Linked DNA regions of Homo sapiens: region 2 is linked to region 1. A link is a contact called in ENCODE Hi-C data. All regions are on one chromosome and are shown on one strand. The core of a region is the stretch at or near the end of the contact, and the rest is flanking DNA. Distances in the headings are between cores, read along the strand shown. Region 1 holds the start of NYX (nyctalopin). Region 2 has its middle 66 kb from the start of DIPK2B.

What was found. A loop is a pair of places that touch in the nucleus more often than their neighbours do. Pooled maps may share reads with other maps.
Region 2: a map of psoas muscle shows a loop between it and region 1 (7-fold over the local background). The contact joins the enhancer-like site here to the promoter of NYX in region 1. A Hi-C loop is called at or near these places in 1 of 168 maps with a recorded cell type or tissue (psoas muscle) and 3 of 50 pooled maps.

What each region holds. Positions count from the first base shown.
Region 1 is chrX:41,446,038-41,448,626 of GRCh38, reverse strand. It overlaps NYX (nyctalopin), which reads right to left and starts at 1,284. Exons shown (of 3, transcript NM_001378477.3): 1 at 1,111-1,284; 2 at 701-778. The coding sequence starts at 722.
Region 2 is chrX:45,133,096-45,135,684 of GRCh38, reverse strand. No RefSeq gene overlaps it. Among named protein-coding and RNA genes, the nearest start is that of DIPK2B, 66 kb to the left of the region's middle. Within about 2 kb of position 1,309, at least 5 of the 41 ENCODE cell types and tissues checked have a DNase peak (open chromatin) inside an H3K27ac peak, as active enhancers do.

The DNA of each region.
Region 1 (2,589 bases), core at 35-2,534:
AGATCCATGCCACTGCTCCCCAGCTTGGGCGAGAGTGAGACTCTGTCTCAAAAAAAAAAAAAAAGAAAAGAAAAGAAAAGAAAAAACCACCGTACGGTGGCTCACGCCTGTAATCCCAGCACTTTGGGAGGCCGAGGCGGGCAGATCACGAGGTCAGGAGATCGAGACCATCCTGGCTAACATGGTGAAACCCCGTCTCTACTAAAAATACAAAAAATTAGCCAGGCGTGGTGGCGGGCACCTGTACTCCCAGCTACTCGGGAGGCTGAGGCAGGAGAATGGCGTGAACCCGGGAGGCGGAGCTTGCAGTGTGCCGAGGTCGCACCACTGTACTCCAGCCTGGGTGACAGAGCGAGACTCCATCTCCAAAAACAAAACAAAACAAAAAAACACTGTAGCACTGTAGCTTTTGGTTATCACACCAATGAATTCATATCTGAAATTAGAATAAGAAAATCACCAAGAGGACTATTTCATATATTCGGCTCAGGAGTTTTGTTTTTAGGAAACAAAAATCCCCACCACCTGCTGTTTTCTTGCTTTCTCTATCCCCTCCCCCACGATCACAGGGTCAGTGAAACCTGATCAGAAGTGTCCAGATACCGCTGTCCCAGAAGCCACTTTAAAGACTCTTTGGGCAGAAGCTCTGTGGCTTCCACCCCTCTTCCCAACCCTTGCACCCACCGGCAGGAGAACTCACCATGCAGAAGCAGGACCAACATCCCTCGGCCTTTCATCCACCCAGTGGCTTAGGACCACCCAGCCGTGGGACCCCTACCTGAGGGGAGAAAGGACAGGTCACCCAGTGCCCAGGAGGGCCCCATGAGAACCCTCCCATGCCTCCACACTTCTTCCTGAATGCCCTGCCTTTCTTTCTTCCTCACATTCCTTCCTTCTTAATGACCCTGGTGTTGGGCTAAGGGAAACCAGTAACAACAGAAAATCAGAAGCTCCCCACAAATGGACAGTTTGGATCTATTAGGAAACCCTTTGTCAGGCTACAGCCCTGACAGCAACTCAGATGGCATCACTGACAACCCAGCAAGGAAATGGATGGAGAGGAAACCCCTGCAGAGAAGCGTTAGTGAATGGTCCTCAAATGTTGCTTACCGTCCTGGGAGTCTCCCTGGTCCTGCTCCTCTGAGGTCCCCCTCCACTCCCTCAGCCCATCCATCTCCCAAGTCAGGCAGCCACAGATGCTGAAAATGGTTTGAGAGAGAAGTAAAGGTGGGGGTGGGGGGACGGGAGGAAGGGGTGAAGAGGAATAGTTACTTGTGCAGGTTTGAGTGCTTATTTTTCTTTCTCCAGATTTAATGGCAGGAAAATCCTCTGTATCACATGAGGATTAACAGAGATGAAAGAATGTGTCTGCCTTTCGAATCACTAAAGCCAGTGACAGATTTTGCTGACATACCAATCGGCTTTATCCCCGGGCCTTGACCACCCTGGCCCTCCTGTCCTCTCTCCATCTGCCTGGCCCCTTTCTCTCCTTAAACCTTCCCCAGACCCTGCCCCGTTCCCTGACCCCAGCCCCAGCCCCAAGCAATATGTAGCCTGAAATTGGCTTCCTGCCACCCAAACAGCATTATCAGCATTTTCAACAAGGACGCATTATATAACTTGGAGAGCTGGAGAAGGGACAGGACAGCTTAAAATGTTTCCCCAAAATGCCGGCTGCTGATTTCCTTTCTTTGAAGTGGTTGATGGTGAATGATACAAAAACGGACTGGAGAGAGTCCTTCCACTACAAGAAGGCAAGAGGTTCCCACTGGGGTTAGGGCTGGTAGTGGTGGCCTAAGGCAGTGGGTCCAGGAATGGGACCTTCAGAATCTGGCTGAGGTTTCTGAAACCCACCAGGACTCAGTTTAGGCCCTGGCTACTCAGTGTGGCCGGTGGACCAGCAGCAGTACCTGAGAGCTCGTTAGGAAAACAGAATCTCAGCGCCTTCTACCCCCCGCCCCAGACCTGTTGAATCAGCATCTGCTTTTTTTTTTTTTTTTTTTTTTTTGAGATGGAGTCTCACTCTGTCGCCCAGGCTGGAGTGCAGTGGCACAATCTTGGCTCACTGCAACCTCCACCTTCTGGGTTCAAGCGATTCCCCTGCCTCAGCTTCCTGAGTAGCTGGGACTACACCATGCCCAGCTAATTTTTTGTATTTTTAGTAGAGACGGGGTTTCACCATGTTGACCAGGATGGTCTTGATCTCTTGACCTTGTGATCCACCCGCCTCGGCCTCCCAGAGTGCTGGGATTACAGGCGTGAACCACCGCGCCCGGCCAGCATCTGCATTTTAACTAGGTCGGCGGAGAGGGGGATTCCTGTGCCCGGTAAAGTTTGGAAAGCCCTGTTTTAGGAGACTGGTGGAGGGGGTCTGATCAAAATGAGGGTGGCAGGGGGGCCTGTTTATCTAGCCTTTCTGGCCAGCAGTTCAGGTGCCCCCACATTCTCCTGGCCCCAGCAAGCCTCTGCTGTCTGCTGGGACAGCACTTCCAGGTATCCATGGCAACCTGCCAAGTTCTGGCCACGCAGGACTTGGTGAGCCAGTGCTGATGAAAGGAAGCCAGGAGTTCCCTTCCCACAGAAAGGGTT
Region 2 (2,589 bases), core at 60-2,559, 3.7 Mb before region 1:
CTGATAAAGACATACCTGAGACTGGGTAATTTATAAAGAAAAAGAGGTTTAATGGACTTACAGTTCCACGTGGCTGGAGAGGCCTCACAATCACGGCTGAAGGCAAAAGGCATGTCTTACATGGTGGCAGACAAGAGAATGAGAGCCAAATGAAAGGGGAAACGCCTTATAAAATCATCAGATCTCATGAGATTTATTCACTACCATGAGAACAGTATGGGGGAAACTGCCCCCATGATTCAATTATCTCCCACCAGGTCCCTCCCACAACACTTGGAAATTATGGGAGCTACAATTCAAGATGAAATTTGAGTGGAGACACAGCCTAACCATATCAACTTGTATGGGGAACTAGAGTTTATATCACCTTCGCGTATTCATAGAAAGGGAGGAGGGGGCAAGACTGATATATATAAAGTAATTTTTGTTTAGGTTGCATATGGACAATTTTTGCTTACTGTTCTATTAAGAGTAATTGTCCACACAGATGTCCACAATAGAGCTTTTCATGGATAGATGCATGAAAAATACATGTTGAATGCATGAAATGGGAGAGAAGGAGGAAAAAACAGAGGGAGAGAGAAATCCGACTTGCCATCACACCATCAGGACCAACAGGAGGAATCAAACAGAAGCAGGGACAACTCTAGGCTGAATGAAAGGGAACAAATGATGTCTGCTCATTGAACATGTAGCTCACTGTAGACGGAGCAACCAAGCAACATAACAGTGTTAGTGGGAGCTAGGAATGTGGCAGGATAGAGGAAAGGGGAGGGGAGAAAAATCGAGAGCTGTGTTCACAATAATTTCTTCCTCATCTATGGTTTAGAAAATCAGAAGAGCCAAGTCCTCTGAGAATAGGACACTGCACCCAATACAGAACTCAGCTGTGGTTTTGGGAGATATTCTGGCCCTTCATTAAAGCAATCTCAGCCTCCGACTAATTTCTTTGTCTTTTTTTAAGTTGCCATTTTTCCTCCCTGTTTGGCAGCAAATCTGTGGGATTAATGCCCACTCTGTTGTGCTCTGGAAACTGTTTCAGCCAGCTCTGTGATGCTCCTGAAGCAGCTGCCAGAAAGTTAAGAGGCCGAAATGCGGTTGGCAAAAGCTCCTGTAATTTTTACAAAATTATCTGTCTTCCCAGAAAGACTGTCTGATAACCGTTTCTGGTGGCTGAGGAGCCTGTGGCCTGTTAGAGCCAATCCTGCCACAAGATCAAGTCAAGCCGACCTCCCACCAACCTTGGGTGAACTCTGCAACAGGCCCCAGCAGGAAGCGGCCAAGCAAGGCCTCTGAGCCCAGAACACTGGCTCCATTCACAGGAGCGCCACGCTACAGCTGCCTGTCTCCCCACTGCAGAGGATAAGCCTGCATGGCAGATCCTGCTAGCCTTGTTTTGTGCTTTGTTGGGTTTATTGATGGCTTAATTTCCCACTTCCTACTCCTGTTCTTTCTTTTCTTCTCCTTTTAATTGAGGTATAAATTAGACACCATAACAGGTGTACTTCTTCAGTATATAGTCTGATGAATTTTTCATACACACACACGTACATATACATATATATACACACACACATATATACACACATGCACACACACATAATTAAGATATAGAACATTTCCATTCCTCAAGAAATGTCTTCCATGCAACTTCCCAATCAATACTGTGTCCCCTCTCATCTCCAACAGAGGTAACAGTAATTCTGGATTCTCGTGCTACGGATTAGTTTTGCCTGTTCTTGAACTTCACATAAATGGAATCATACAGTATGTACTCGTTTGGATCTAGCTTCTTTCACTTAGCATGTTTTTGAGGTTTATCCTCAAAACAAAGTATCTGTACTTTGTTCCTTTTTCTTGCTGAGTAGAATTCTGTCGTATGGAGATATCAGATATTGCTTATCTATTCAGCCATTCCAGAACATTTGGGTTGTTCCCAGTTTAGACCTATTATTGATCAATCAACAGACAAATGGATAAAGAAAATGTGGTACATATATACACAACAGAGTACTATTCAGCCATCAAAAAGAATGAGATCCTGTCATCTGCAACAACATGGGAGGAACTGGAGGTCATTATGCTAGGTCAAATAAGCCAGGCACAGAAAGACAAACATCGCATGTTCTCACTTAGTTGTGGGATCTAAAAATTAAAACAATTGAACTCGTGGAGACAGAGAGTAGAAGGATGGTTACCAGAGGTGGAGAAGGGTAGTGGTTTGGGGAGGGGAAGTGAGGATGTTTAATGGGTACAAAATACAGTTAGAATGAGAAAGACCTACTATTGATAACACAGCAGGGTAGCTATAGTCAACAATAATTTACTGTACATTTTAAAATAACTAAAAGCAAACTTGGATTGTTTGTAACACAAAGAAAAGATAAATGCTTGAGGTGATGGGTACCCCATTTACCCTGATGTGATTATTATGCATTGTATGCCTGTATCAAAATATCTCATGAACTCCACAAATATATACATCTACCCACGAAAATTAAAAATAAAAAAATGTTTAAAGAATTTAAAAAATGAGCTGTTACAAATGTTCTTGTAAAGGTCTTTGTGTGACTTATGCACACCGCTGTT